Regions from separate parts of the Homo sapiens genome. Here region 2 is linked to region 1. A link is a contact called in ENCODE Hi-C or POLR2A ChIA-PET data. All regions are on one chromosome and are shown on one strand. Each heading gives the region's core, a stretch centred on a gene start or an enhancer-like site at or near the end of the contact. The rest is flanking DNA. Distances are from core to core; before and after follow the strand shown. Region 1 overlaps POC1A (POC1 centriolar protein A). Region 2 holds the start of ALAS1 (5'-aminolevulinate synthase 1).

Region 1 (7,866 bases), core at 2,475-4,974:
TGTTCCCTGCACTTGGACATGGCACCCTTAGGAAGGGTAGTGTGATTAGAATGTGTTCCCCAAAGTTCATGTATTAGAAACTTGATCCCCAGTGTGGGTTGTTGGGAGGTGGGGCATAATGGGAGATGTTTGGGTCCTGAGGCCATGCCCATATATATGAATTAATGCCATTCTTGCAGGAGTGGGTTTGTTACCATGGGGTGGGTTTCTTATAAAAGGATGACTTTGGCCCGCTTTTCTTTGTCACCCTCTCTTTGCCCTTCTGCCGTGGGATGACTCAGCAAGAAGGCCCTTGCCAGATGCTGGCCCCCGATCTTGGACTTCCCAGCCTCTGGAACTGTGAGCCAATACATTTCTGCTCATTATGAATTACTTAGTCTCAGATATTCCATTATAGCAACAGAAGTGGACTAAGGCAAAGGGTCACCGCACAGACTGTCCTTTCAGGATTCAGTGGGTAAATGCAGGTGCTGTGCTCTGAGCGCCTGAGTGCTCGGTGTTCACCAGTGTTGTACTTGCTTTTTTCGTCAGAGGTGTTATGAGCACCTCTGAGAGGAAGAGCCGAAGGTGGACTCTGGAAGCATGGGTGGGCATACTCCCTGCTGTCCAGTGTGTCTGAGGCTGAATGGCACCTCTCAACCTGCCTGTCTCTCTGGGAGACAAAAGCTGCCTTCCTCCATGGCCTCGAGGTCCCTTTTCCCTCCCAGAACTTGGCTGGTCTTTTCTGGCATTAAGTGGAAGGCGCCTCCCAATGTTCCTCTCATTGATGAGTCAGCTGTAGATGTGCTGCCAGAGCCCATCTCATGGGCAGTTGGGGCTCTTGCCGCTCCCTGCACTGGTCTGGGGGGACTGAGGTGGACTTGGTGACAGTGGCTGTGCTGTCTTCTAGGAGAGAACCTCTTTTATCTGATTTTGCTTGGGAATACCAGGTACTGGCCACAGTAAAAGTTCGACTGGGAGGAAGAGATGGTGGTGGCTGTGGTCATGGTGTCGTAGCTAAACAGATCCTTACTCTGAGCACCTTTCTGGGATGGATTTTAGGTATGTGGGGAAGAACCCTCCTTTGCTAGGAGATCATGCATCCCCCATCTCCCCCGCCCTGGACTGCTCTCCAGCCCTTGGAGTGCGGCCTGGCGTGTGCCTGGCATTCCCCTTCAGATGGTCACGCAGACCTTCAACATCTGGGAAGCCAGAGTGGGCACATCACTACCCATGGCCTGAACATAAGAAAAGTGAATGCACATTAGAGAGACGTGTCACATTGCTCTGCTGCCCAAGCACCTTTGGAAACCTCCTTCCTGTCACCTGTGCCTTGAACTATGCCCTGTCTGCTTGAGCCATTGGCTCTTCCTTGGAGATCCCTATTTCTCTGGTCAGCAACTGTGCAGTGTTGGGGAGATGTTGGGTGTTAGGGTTGGTCTGGGTCAAAGGGACCAAGTTCTGGTCTCAGTGCTGTGGCTGGGGTGACTCAGTGCATCTCTCTGACCTGTGGTTTCTTACTGGGAAAGTGGGGACAATGAGGCCAGCCCTGGAGGGCTGCCAGTGCAGACTGTCCCATTCACTCATCTCTGTCACCCACATTCTCATAGCCTGGACTTGTCCCTGTTGTAGTGCTCAGGAACAGAAGCCTGAGCGGTGGTGCTTGCACCTGGCTGCAGGCAGGCTCCTGGGCTACAGGTTACGGAGGACTGTGGGCTGAGTGGGCTCTCGGTCCTTTATCCTGCTGCTGCTTTCATTCAAGAACGTCTCGTTTTCTTCCTGTGCATTTAGAATGGAGAATGACCTTTGATGTGTGTTATTTTTTGTTTGTTCTGCCAGGGACCAGCCACCACTGTTGCCTTTTCAAGAACGGGGGAGTATTTTGCTTCTGGAGGCTCTGATGAACAAGTAAGTAAAGAGTAGTCGAATGGAATGGTGAAGAAGGGAATCTGAGCTGATTTCTGCTCAGAACCAAACAGGGTGTTTGGGGGATGGGCTGGGTTTCGCCAGCTTCCTTGGTGGCTTTCAGCGACTAAAAAGGCCCTGATGGCGCTTGGGGTGGGGTTGCCCAGATCCAGGGGCCTTGCCACTCCAGAATGGGCCTCCTGCAGGTGCCGACCTCATGGCTGCATCTCAGAATCCTCACTGCTCAGGCTAGCGCTTAGTGGAAGGAGGCTGGGCTATGGTTGTCGTGAAAAGTTGGTTTTTTAGTTATTTTCCTGATTCCAAATAAATAGATAATGATTATTATTAATATGATCTTACTTTAGGCCTGGGAATATGGCCAATGTGACAAGAGCTTCATACCTCATTTAATTCTCGTGACATCTCCATGTGGGAGATGAGGCCCTCTGATCTCCCCGTGCGGTAGATGAGGAAACTAAGTCCCAGCAGATGCTAGAGCTGGGGCAGGTACTGGGGCCTGTCTCACTTCAGAGTCATTCTCCTGCCCTGGGAGCCTCTGCTCTGTCATCTGCTGCTCTTTGCTCCCAGCCCCCTTGGACACTGTTTGAGGGGTCAGCATTTTCAGTATTTTTGGCTGCAGAGAGAGGACATTGTGAAGAGGTCCTATCCCACCTTGTCACCCTCTGCTCTGAGGCTTCAGCCTGTCAGCCCTGGTGCCTTGTGCCCTGACTGCTAACCACCAATGACCTGTCTCCTGGCAGGCACCCTGCTTCTGGGGCCTAGTCCAGACCCTGGCACTGGGGAGGCCAGGAGCACTGAAGAGTCTAACCATCAGCAGTCTTTCTCCAGTGTCCGCATGGTCCTCTTGTCCAGAGAACCACAGCCCCTGATGAGGAAAGGAGGAAAGGGTGGCTGTTCTGTGCCACTGTTGACCTGATGGATGGCCGAGAATGTTTATTCCACTACTGCCCAGTCTCTTAGTTCTGGCTGCTCAGCCTAGAAAAGTCCTATTGGCCTATACGAGTCCTGGTCTCAGCCAAATCTACCAATTTTGGTTGAGTCTCTTCCAGTAAGGCAGAGGGTAGTTGGAGGCTCTTTGACCACAGCCTGGGTTAGAGACAGCAGGCATCTTCCCACACCAGCACCAGTCCTGCTCTAGCAGACGAGGGAGGAGGAAGGCAAAAGTGACTCCTGAGCCTTCCCTGAGCGTGAAGCCTGGCTTATTGCTTAGAAGACAGGGAAACTGGTAACTTCACACAGTAAATAGAGTCATGGTAGAATCAAATGACATAGTAGGAGAGGCAGCCTGGTGGAAAGTAGGTCCAGCAGCGCTGCCATCAGCTCCCAGGCTTCCTGTTTAATATCTACTCTGAGCTTTTTCAGAGTGACATTGGCATTGTCTATTTGCATTCATGATAGCCACTCTACTGTTAGGAATTTATTCAGCAGTTAGATTTGCAGTGACATGAAGACCCTGTAAACAAGGGTGTGTGTGTGCTAACATTCTGTTTCTAAGGTGATATGTGCACGACCCTAGACGCCATCCATCTGGGAGAGGAAACAGTGGAGCTGCTCAGACAGTGGTGAGGAGCCTCCTGAAGAACGAGGCTCACAGCTGCGTCCTGACAGACAGGGATGGTGTCCAGGGCATATGGAGTGTTCATCTTGTGTGGATACGGTGGTTTTTCTGTGGCCTCAGGTGACCACTGGCCACACACTCCCCAGTTCTCTTGTGACACCCAAGCCAGCCATCCTGGAAGTGGCCCTGGAAGCACACCGTCATGCATGGCCAGCAGCCTCCAGCAGGGAGCGCTCTTGCTCCCCAGCCAGGTGCCTCCCTCAGCTGTGTTCAAGGAACCGAGGGACATGGTCCTGCTGATAGGAGGACACCTGGAATAGGATGTGTTTTTCATGGCTGAGTTAGCCTTGGGATGACGAGTGTGTTGCTGAGTACTTCCTGTGTGCCCGTGTCCACCAGGCTGTCTCCTGTGAGCCTCACAGCAGCCCCATGAGATGGGAACTAGGCTTATCCCAGTCTCGCAGATGCAGGAACTGAGGCACAAGGTTGAGTCCCTTGCCTTAGGCCATTCAGTAAGGAGTGTTCTGGCCTGGAGGCCATGTGTTAACCACTTCTCACAGTGTAACAGGCCAGGCCACCGCCCGCAGGAACTTCTATTTTAGTTCAGAGGCAGATGATAAACAATGAAAAGGGGATTAAATAACTCCCTACTCTGATGCTATGAAGGAAATAAATAGAGGGCTATGATAAACATTCACAGAAGGCCTCTCTGAGAAGGTGGTGCTGTTGAAGCAGACACTTCAGCCTGCGAAGCAGCCAACCCCATGAAGCTCGGGCCTGTGACACCCTAGGGAGGTGAACCAGCAAGTGCGAAGGCCTGGCGGTGCCACGCCGTGGTAGTCCATCCTGGTCACATCCAGGTCCTCTTGAGGCCTGTCCACAAAGCCTGCTCCCCAGGGAGGTGGGGTAGGTCCCGGAATTGAGTTGGGGTGTCAGGTGGGGACCACTATCCCACCATGGCTCAGAACTTTGGGCATGGCCTCTGAGCCCATTTCCTCAGTGAAGGACTGGCAAGGGGATTTTCTTCTCCTGACTTGGTGTGCCTGTTGGTTTTGGCAGGTGATGGTTTGGAAGAGTAACTTTGATATTGTTGATCATGGAGAAGTCACGAAAGTGCCGAGGCCCCCAGCCACACTGGCCAGCTCCATGGGGAATCTGGTAAGTGGCTTGGCAGGCATGTCCTGAGCTCTGTGACTCTGGTGGGCTAGGTCATGGTGAACAGCTCTGGGCTTGGAGACGGTGAGGGAGGAGGTTTAGGCCTGTCTCGGGAAAGGGACCCTAGCAAGATCTTCTCATTTACCAAATACTTTGGAAGTTGTGGTGCTTTGTTTTCCATCTAGAGTGAACGAATAAGACACAAAGAGGCTGTTACAGCAAGCTGCCGGGTGCCCCAGGCCTGTGCCATTTGGTGGGAGCGTGTTGCCATGGCATATGGTGCTGTTTGATTGAGGCCTTAGGAGACAAGGGACCCGTCCCATACTGAACCCTGGGTCACAGGACCCAAACGTGGGGCTCCTAGAGGGTTCAGGGCCTGAAGCCACAGCTGGGACAAGTGGGAAAGGCCCAGCCCTGTTGCTTTCACTTCCCTCCCTTTTTTTTTCTAACCATGGAGAGGAAGTTCCTCAGCCACAAACCATTTTTAGTACCTCTGTTCGTAAAAGAATATTCAGTGTTCCTGAATTTAAATAGTTAATATTTTTGATAAATATTTGGGGAAAAAAATTGATAACTGATACAGTCTCATTAAATAAGGTCATATTCAGCTTGGGCTGAAATAAATGTTAAAGCCGAGGTTGTGGAACCTTGAGGGTTTTAAGCTCCTATGGCCACAGGCTTTTTAGATGTCTCTCCGTTGGACCATACAGAGAGTGTGGCCTCCCCCACACGGATACTGGCCCAAACAACAGGAAGCGGCTCGCCCAAGGCCTCCAGCGAGTCAAGGCTGGGGCCCAGAATAGAACTAGGAAGCCTCCTGAGTCTATCCTGGGGCTTCTGTGGCTGCAGCAGATAGACCCTCCATCTCCCCACCCCAACACACACACATGCCCCCGTTTTGTGTCCTGGTCTGCCTCTAGGCATTGGCCCAGTTGGGATTTATGGTTTTTCTTACAAGGGTTGCTGTCCTGGCTGGTCTCTTGGCTGTCCTCTGTACTTGCTAATCTGTGGCCAGTTTTCAGCTTTTGGGTTTGTTGGGGGATGACTGGGCTGCATGATGCACTGCTTGCTGCCAGTTCATCTTCCACCCAGAAAGGCATTTCACACTGCAGGGTTGAGGCCCCCTGGGACTCAGCAGACCTCTAGGTCCCTGCCCTCTTTCCTGTGAATCCCTCTCTATTAGGCACTTCTGGTGAGCCATAGCCAAGGCCTTTTATGCTCGCTACCCTGTTTATTCCTTATCTCATCAGAATGAGTGGGTAAATATACTGCTCAATTCACAGATGAGACACCTGGGGCTTAGTCACCTTCCCCAGATGCCTGGACCTGGGGGCCCACCAGGCTGATGCCTCTGAGCAAAGCTAGAAACTACAGGTGGCAGAGGACTGCTGGCTGCTTTTCCCCATTTCAAGGGAGGGCCCTGACATCTGCCGCTTGGGAGTGGTTAATATCTACCAGCTGGGGGAGAATCCCATGTTCTTGTAGCTATTAGGAAAATAACTTGGATGAATTGCTTCTTGTTCCTTTGGTCCTGGCTCAGCAATGGAGTATGGAGCACCTTTGCTTCCCAGAGCTGTGGGTGGGGGATCCCAGCATGGCAGGATGGGGCATGAGTGGGTGAACAGCTCAGCAGTGCTTAGAGCAACCACTTGTTCCCATACTATCTACAGACTCACGTTGGAGTTGTAGTCACAGCTCTGCCCACTGGCCCTCACTGTGTGGGCCTCAAATAGGGGAAAGGATGTGGGTCCTGGGGTCAGAGAACTGGGTTTGAACCCTGGATGTGTGGCCCCAGGCAAAACACCTGGTCTTCCCAAACCAACATTTCCACATAGTACCTGAATACGCCCATAGGCAGGCTCTGATGAGAGCTTTGAGACCCCCACCAAGTGACTTGTTAATCCTAAAATCATTCTTGGTTCAGATCAGACCTCTTTCCTTATTTGTCATAAGCCCCTCTGAGACCCTGAGTGGATGTAAGTCCTCTTCCAGACACACTTTCACTGACACACACATGCCATGTGGTGTCAACCTTCAGGACTTCTCTAATCTGAGGACTCCCAGGCCAAGAGGAGAGCTAGGTTTTTAGTTTGTTTTGCCTTGTTTTATTGTGATACATATATATATATAACACAAAGTTTACCATTTTAACCATTTTAAGTGTGCAATTTGGTGGCATTAAATATATTCTCAGTGTTGTGCAACCATCACCGTCTATTTCCAGAAGATCTTCATCTTTCCAAACTGAGGAGAGCTACTTTTTATAACACTGTTCAGTAGTTCGGTTTTCTTCTGAGATAGGAAGGGAAGCTGATGAGTGTGCTCTCGCCCTTCTTGCCCAAGGGCTTCCCTGGCACCGAGACCGTATCTGGGGACTGGTTCTATGGCTGGCCAGAGTGACTCAACCCCATAGGGAGCCCAGGAGCACTGCAGCCATGTCTCAGGAGCTTGTGAGTCCGATGAGCCTCTGTCCCTCCAGCACTGTCCATGTACTGGCCTTCCCAATAACCCAGGGTTTCTCACCCTCAGCACTATTGATATCTTGGGCCAGATCATTCTTTGCTGTGGGGGGCTGTTTTGTGCATTGTGGGATATTTAGCAGCATCCTTGGCCTTTACTCACTAGATGCCAGTAGCATCTTCACCCTCCCACCAACCCAAGTTGTGACAACCAAAAATGTCTTCTAGGCCAGGCATGGTGGCCCACACCTGTAATCTCAGCACTTTGAGAGGCTGAGACTAGAGGATCGCTTGTGCCTAGGAGTTCAAGACCAGCCTGGTCAACACAGCAAGATCTCGTCTCTACAAAAAAATTTAAAAATTAGTTGAGCATGGTGGCACTCCCCTGTAGTCCTAGTCACTTGGGAGGCTGAGGCGGAAAGATCACTTGAGCCCAGGAGTTGGAGGCTATCGTGAACTATGATCATACCACTGCACTCCAGCTTGGATGACAGAGTGAGACTCTGTCTCTGGGAAAAAAAAAAAAAAAGTCTTCTGATGCTGCCAAATGTCCCTCTGGTGGGCAGAATTGTCCCCAGCTTAGAATCACTGCAATAAGTCTTGCCTCAGCGGGGAGCCCAGAAAAGAAGCTGACCTAGCAGTGGGAGGAGTGTGGGAATGTGTCTGGAGATGGGGCTGTCTTAGCAGTGGGAGGAGCACGGGGATGAGGTGGGAGAGGCCCTGGGCATGCGGACGAGGACTATTCCAGCAGCCTTGAGTGTGAGGACTCTGTTCAACTGGGCCAGATTT
Region 2 (7,345 bases), core at 4,729-7,228, 75 kb before region 1:
CAAAGTGCTGGGATTACAGGTATGAGCTACTGTGCCCAGCCTCACCATGCAATTTTATATTTAATCTAATGTACATTTGAATTATAAATTCTTTTCTACATCAGGCAAATAACAATGAGACTTACATTTTGGCAAGTTATCTTGAAGAAGATGAGACACTCTTTCTGGTCTTTGCTTTTGCATGATGTCCTGGAAGTTCTTCAGCAGTCCACTGGGATCCCCTCCATCGGTTTTCACACTAACCACACTGGGGCCTGCTGAGGTTTCAGCAACCTCTGGAACAAAAGTAACAAGAAACAAATGGGACCAACTTTCTATTCTGAGTTCACAATATCTTCCAAACATATTGTCAAAAATGGCTTATGGCCTAGTTCACAAAAAAGGCCAAGCATAACCAAAGTTAGTTATAACTGAGTGTACAAAGCATCTCTTCTATTTTAGTTACTGTAATGGCAGACTCTTGGTGTTGTTTTCAGAGCTACTGGCCAGCTTTAATGAACAATAAAGTCCAAAGCTTTCTTGCTGGTTGGCATGTCTTATTCACTCCACTACATCCCCACCCCAATCCTAATCTCAATTTTCTGTTTTTTTTTTTTTGAGACAGAGTCCCATTCTGTCACCCAGGCTGGAGAGCAGTGGCACGATCTCGACTCATTGCAACCTCTGCCTCCTGGGTTCAAGCGATCCTCCCTCCTCAACCTCCTGAGAAGATGGGACTATAGGCATGCGCCATCATGCCCAGCTAATCTTTGTATTTTTGGTAGGGATGGGGTTTCCCCATGTTGGCCTGGCTGGTCTTAAACTCCTGGCCTCAAGTGATCCACCTGCCTCGGCCTCCCAAAGTGCTGGGATTATAGGTGTGAGCCACTGGGCCTGGTCCTAATCTCAATTTTCTTCATAGAAAACAATTTTGGCCATATGCATAATTTCTGCTGGTTAGGCTTTTGGGGAGCCTTGAGTTCTCTGCAGATATAGCCACACCTATATATTGTGGAGTTAAGGTTGCAATTCAATGACCATCAGTAAGACACACGGCTTGGGAGCCCTAGGACCAGCACTTACTGCAGTAAAACCATTATTTTCTATCTTTATCCTAGCAGATGATGGGAAAGACCAAAGGGACAAAAGGCAGCTGGTGGCAGCTCAAGACTGCAGGTTATTTTCAGAAATTAAGTAGTAACTATAAAAGCTGGTCACATCCCACACACGCACCAGAAAGAAAGTCCCACTTTCGCAATACAGTCCCTTGACTGTCTATCTTGAAGACCTTCCTCTCTGGCCCTAAAAGAGGAAGGTGTTTCCATAAATACTGCCCTAATAATAGCTCATACACAAATCTGAGGGCCCAAAAGAACTAAAAGGACCCCTTCACTACCACTAATGGTTCACAACTCATCTCTTACCTTTCCTCACGGCATTCATTTCCTGCACATCCTCCTGAAGCTCAAGACTGGCTTTGCAGAAGACACTGCTGCCTCTCTGATTCATCTGTGCTGCCAGGAAAGGGCATTTGCTTGCAGTGCCCTGGCTTGTGGCAGGCAAGGGGTGTCCAGACGGAAGCTGTGTGCCATCTGGACTCTGCTGGGATCCATCAGGAGTCTGTTGGACCTTGGCCTTAGCAGTTTTGTCTTCTGAGGGAGGAAATGGAAAAAGTGAAGCATCAGATCTGGTTGCACAGTATGTAAGAAAACCACTTATTTCTTTCTTTTATTGCCTCAAAGATAAACTTAATACTTACTGTACCCCACCATCCAGACACAAGTGTTTTTTTTGTTTTGTTTTGTTTTTAAGATGGAGTCTTGCTCTGTACCCCAGGTTGGAGTACAGTGGCACAATCTTGGCTCACTACAACCTCCACCTCCTGGGTTCAAGTGATTCTCATGCCTCAGCCTCCCAAGTAGCTGGGGTTACAGGTGTGTGCCACCATGCCTGGCTAATTTGTGTATTTTTAGTAGAGATGGGGTTTCACCATGTTGTCCAGGCTGGTCTTGAACTCCTGACCTCAGGTTATCCACCTGCCTTGGCCTCCCAAAGTGCTGGGATTATAGGCGTGAACCACTGCACTCAGCCACAAGCTTATTTTTATTAGGTTCTGCTAATCTCTCTAGTTTTTCATCTGCTTCACAGGAAACAATGCGTCTATGAAGAGTTAACTGGCACATTCCAGTTGCCTCTTAAACCCACAGTATTTCTCGTCATAAATCCAAAAAAAGTACCATTTTCTAGTTTTAGACAACCCGGAATCCTTGAGTTGGATCATTTCCAGTAATTTCTACCCCAACTACACTCAGCTTATTTTATGAGAGGACACACTCTGTAAGGTAACGGGAAATATTCACACACATTTTTTTCTCTGCTAACATTTTCCTTTCCTTTTTTTTTGAAACAGGATCTCACTCTGTCAACCAGGCTAGAGTGCATGGTGCAATCATAGCTAACTGCAGCTTTGACCTCCAGGCTCAAGTGATCCTCTCACCTTAGCTCTCCAAGTAGCTTGGACTGCAGGTGTTCTACTGCGCCCAGCTAATTCTTTTTATTTTTTATTTTTTGTAGAGACGGAGTCTTGTTATGTGGCCCTAGCTTCTATCAAACTCCTAGGCTCAAGCAGTCCTCCCGCCTCAGCCTCCCAAAGTGCTGGAATTACAGGCATGAGCCACCACATCCTGTCTCTGCTGACATTTTCTAAACAGATTCTTGACAAAGAGGCTTGCTGTTGCTTAACATAAAAGCTATTGGTTTTCATCTAAACAACAGAAATTAGACTAAGACTTAGGTCTTTAGATTGCTAATAAAGTAAGAAAAAATAGGGGTATATCACATTCACATACCTCATCTACTTTCTCATCTAAATTCATCAAAGTCTGCTGACTAAACACCGTTGGCTGGTAATTATCCTTCTAGCTACAGTGACTTCCCTCTCCCCTTGAGCAAATTCATTCACCTTCTTTCTAGAAAAGTCTTTCTTCATCATTCTGGAACACTCCTGTGAGTCACTGGCTAGCCTTTCCTATAACTTGGGTAAAGTGTCTCAATACAGTTTTCATTAAAATCTTCTATAACGGAAGGCCAAAAAAATTATTTTGAAGTTAATTTCATTTATTATAAAAGTAATACATATTCATTAAAGTCTAGAAAAAGAAAAAAATCCTATCATTTAAAACATAGCCATTGCAAGCATTTTGGTAAAAAAGACGTAACTAACTCTTGAAAATAAACCCTACAAAGGATTAAATCCTTTCTGCTTAAAGAAAAAAAAAACTTATTTTCTTACAAGCCCACACCCAGAGAACACGCCTAAGAAAAACCTGTAAAATATTCTCTGGGATTAAGTGGAACCTGAAAAGCTTTGTTCTCTCCTATCAGAAGCAGAGCAAACTAAATTCAACTCTAGTCTCTTTGTTAAAAACAACAACAACAAATGTATATACAAATAAAGATACATGGCATGATCTCAGCTCACTGCAACCTCTACCTCCCGGGTTCAAGCAATTCTCATGCCTCAGCCTCCCAAATAGCTGGGATTACAGGCGTACACCACCACATCCAGCTAATTTTGTATTTTTTGTAACAGTGGGGTTTCACCATGTGGCCAGGCTGGTCTCGAACTCCTGGCCTCAGGTGATCAAACCACCTCGGCCTCCCAAAGCGCTGGGATTACAGGAGTGAGCCACTGCACACAGCCAAGATAAATTTGTTTTTAAAAATCACTAATAAATACTGTACAATTTCACTTATATGAGGTACCTAGAATAGTCAAATTCATAGAGACAGAAAGCAGAATGGTGGTTGTCAGGGGTTGGGGAGAGAGGAATGGAGAGTTACTGTTTGATGGGTATAGAATTTCAGTTTGGGAAGATGAAAAAAGTTCTGGAGATGGATGGTGGTGGTGACACAACAATATGAATGTACCACTGAACTGCACATTTTTAAGTGCTTAAAATGGTAATTTTTCTTGGGCATTTTACCACAACAGAACAAAAACTTTTAAGAAAAAAAAAATCACTACTTTAAAAAGCCAAAGGGGCCGGGCACGGTGGCTCACGCCTGCAATCCCAGCACTCTGGGAGGCTGAGGCAGGTGGATCATTTGAGGTCAGGAGTTTGAGACCAGCCGGACCAACAAGGTGAAACCCTACTAAAAGTACAAAAATTATCTGGGCGTGGTGGTGCATGCCTGTAATTCCAGATACTTGGAAGGCTGAGGCAGGAGAATCACTTGAACCTGGGAGGTGGAGGTTGCAGTAAGCCGAGACTGCATCACTGCACTCCAACCTGGGCGACAGAGCAAGACTCAGTCTCAAAAAAGAAAAATTAAATAAATAAAAAGCCGAAGGCCAAATGTTTAATGAGGGAAATTAGAAGGCTAAATGTTTAATGAGGGAAATTAGAACATTCCAATTTAATATTTATGTGAACGAGGCACTGAGGAAACACTAAAACCCCTATAGACACTAACGTGCAATCCAAAAACCTGTAATGTGCAACACTGGCCACTGTTTCACCTTTAAAGATGGAAAAGCTAAAAGTGCCTACCCTTGGGGGGACAATCATATGAGATAATCTGTGCTCAGAGCCCAGCCTGCACATAGCAGCCCTCTGTGAGTGAGTGTGACCCTCACCACCACTGTGGGGACTGCTTCTAGTCTACCAATGAGCACAAACACCCATACCTGCTCCTTCATTGTCAATGACACTTACTCTCACTGGCCGGAGGGGTTTCTTTGATCTGTTGGTAGTGTACTGCTGCAGTGGACAATGCCCGAGGGGCTGGCTTGGCCCCAACTTCCATCATCTTGGGGCAGTTTTGGGCATAGAACAACAGAGATTTGCCTGCTTTCTGCAGAAAGGCCTGGGGGACTCGGGATAAGAATGGGCAGCGGCGAACAACACTCTCCATGTTCAGGAAGTATGCTGGCTCCTGTGGAAAGACTGATGAAGAGTGACATCAACAGTTGTTAATAATCAGGCAAATATCACTGCAAGCTCACTGGATTCAGGTGTCAACCGCAGTTTATATAAAGGGTACCCTGGAATACTAACACTTCTCCCTCAAAAATGCCTAAGGACAGCACTGATGTGAGCTAAGGAATGGTGACCACACTTTACCCGGGTCACCAACTTCTTCATTCTCCAGCGCTACACAAAGGCACCTGCAAAGCAACTTCACCAAATGAATACTGACAGTACATAATCAAGGGGGCGGAAGGATGAGGGAAAGGTCAAGAACAGGTTTGGGAGGCCAGAGGTTTCTTAGGGAGATGCACAGTGCAGATAAGACATCTTGGCTTACATCTAGGTGGAGAAGAAGCCACTCATCCATCCAGGCAGGGAAGACTCTTAGGGATCCTGACTTTCTCCTGGTCCCCACATCCCCTAAACCCGAGGAAGGGGTCCAGCAGGGTCCCGAGTCCCTGAAGCAAGGATTCCTCCGTGGTCGTGTCCCCACAGCGGGAAGAACTGGGCATAACTGAGAAAGGAGGGGCACAAATGAGGGTAGGGGTATGAGGGCCAGCGCCTTGGGCCTCACTGGGGACGCGCAGGGGCTTATAAAGTCGAGGGAGTTGAGTCTGGAGAAAGAAGGCAGTCCTCCGGCAGTGGGGGTCAGAGGTGACCCGCGGTCGAGGTCTCGAGAATGACGGGAGGGGTATGAGAAGGGAATTCTAAAGCGGCGGGTTCAACCGGGAATAGCCGGAAGGGGCCGAAAGGGGGAAACTGAGGCGGCCGTCTAGGCAAAAGATCTGGAGGATAAACGCTGACCTCAAGGCGGCGGGTGACTGGGACAGTGGGGGATGGGGTCCCAGCACCCGGGGCAGCGGTGCCACGGCTGGCAGGACACCCCGGGGCTTCCTCGGCCGGCGCCGCACCTACCGCGCGGGCCCTCACCTGCGCTGAGGACTGCAGAGGCGGCGGCGAAGGAGGCGGGCACTCAAGTCGAGAAGTCCAAACGAAACGCTCGTTGCCCTTGTCCGGGAGCAGCCTCAGGCCGCGATCGCCGGCGCCTTAATATACAGCGGGAGTGACCGCTGCGCATGCGCCTTGGGCGCTGCCTTCTTCTGCGCAGGCGCGCCGCGTAGCCCTCGGCGAGCCGGGGGGGCGGGGCAGAGAGGCCCACTTCTTGGGCTCTGCGGATATCGGTGCTGCCGGGGATTCCCCGGCTCGCCTGCAGGGAGGAGGAAGCGCTAGGCGGTGGGCGGACGAGGTCTCTTTTCCCGACCTCATCCTGCACCCTCGTGCTGCCTCCCCACCAACTACCCTGGGCTTCAGAACCCTACGCCCCAATTGAGTATAAAATGGCAAGGTCGAGGCGAGGTGCCGCTAGGGCCAAGTTGGGGGCTACAGGGTTGTTAAGCTGGGTGTCTTGGACATGGAGGAAGAAGGAGATCCAAGGGGTTCTGGGCCGGGGTGTTAAGCAGGATCCATCCCGCCTGCGGCTTGCTTTGGAAACTGTGAACAAGGGCTTCCCGGAGGAGGTGGAGCTGGCTATATCGCCCACAAATGGAGTGGTCCTGGCAGGATGCGGAAGAAGCGGGACACTCAGCTGTGGCACTTTCTGGTCTAAGATGATCCAGAGGGGACAGAGGAACAGGGCTAGGGTGGAACCCATCCACTCCACAGCTCTGAGCACTTGGGGAGGAGGGGAAGGCACAGGGCCTGACAATAGTTAGCGTGTAACAAATATTAGCCACTATTTTTATTTTCCATCCAGGGTTGTCTGAAGCCCCTTGCTGGCCACCCTGGGCACCAGCAGGGTGGCTTAGGCCTCCATGCCAAAGGTCAGCGTTGGGCCATACCTCCATTGAGTTTCCCGGGTACAACACATAAAGTGTAGGGCTTGGCAAACCCGTCTCAGGAATGTCAGTCTGGCTTCCTTGCCCCACACCCTTCCCAGCTTGGCTTGGGCTGTGTTGGGCTGGGCCTGTGCCAGGCTCAGAGGTACTCTCCTCCATTCTTGAGGAAAGGGCCTTTGAGGGTATTCCTTTCCCAGCTGAGCATTAACAAGAGGGACAAAGTCCAGAATGATGGTGACCAGGGTGTGTCCAGGTACTTTGCATTTCTGTCTCTGAGCACCCAGCTGGCTGCAAGGCAGGTGAGGTGAGTCTCCACCTTCAGAGGAGGCACCTGGGTTCAGAGTGGCAGTGGGACCAGTCCAGGATGAGGGCTTTGGTCTGAGAGCTCGAGACCCAGTTCTGTGCCATTCAGCCAAGAGATCCTGGGCAGTGCCCATCACCCAGAGAAGATGAGAGAGAAAAGGTCAGCACTTGGACTTGGACCCAAGTGCAGCTGGAAGTGGGAACAGAATAAGGATGATATTGAGTGCTTTGCTCATCTTTGGGCCTTGCTTTCCT

Evidence for each region. Hi-C counts contacts between places; a loop is a spot of excess contacts on that map. ChIA-PET counts read pairs that join two places held with the same protein, here RNA polymerase II (POLR2A). Pooled maps may share reads with other maps.
Region 2: a pooled map shows a loop between it and region 1 (2.6-fold over the local background). The contact joins the promoter of ALAS1 here to the enhancer-like site in region 1. A Hi-C loop is called at or near these places in 1 of 168 maps with a recorded cell type or tissue (endothelial cell of hepatic sinusoid) and 3 of 50 pooled maps. POLR2A ChIA-PET finds 5 or more read pairs at or near these places in 4 of 52 experiments (H1, PC-9, T-cell and 1 more).

The regions. Positions count from the first base shown.
Region 1 is chr3:52,119,134-52,126,999 of GRCh38, reverse strand. POC1A (POC1 centriolar protein A) reads left to right here. Exons shown (of 11, transcript NM_015426.5): 8 at 1,819-1,887; 9 at 4,523-4,621. Among named protein-coding and RNA genes, the nearest start is that of POC1A, 31 kb to the left of the region's middle. RefSeq lists an enhancer at 5,253-5,547. Within about 2 kb of position 3,724, at least 11 of the 41 ENCODE cell types and tissues checked have a DNase peak (open chromatin) inside an H3K27ac peak, as active enhancers do.
Region 2 is chr3:52,196,793-52,204,137 of GRCh38, reverse strand. It overlaps ALAS1 (5'-aminolevulinate synthase 1), which reads right to left and starts at 5,978. Exons shown (of 12, transcript NM_000688.6): 1 at 5,883-5,978; 2 at 5,290-5,466; 3 at 4,698-4,928; 4 at 1,404-1,631; 5 at 126-275. The coding sequence starts at 4,896. RefSeq lists silencers at 5,737-5,816, 5,927-5,996 and enhancers at 6,137-6,356, 6,367-6,436.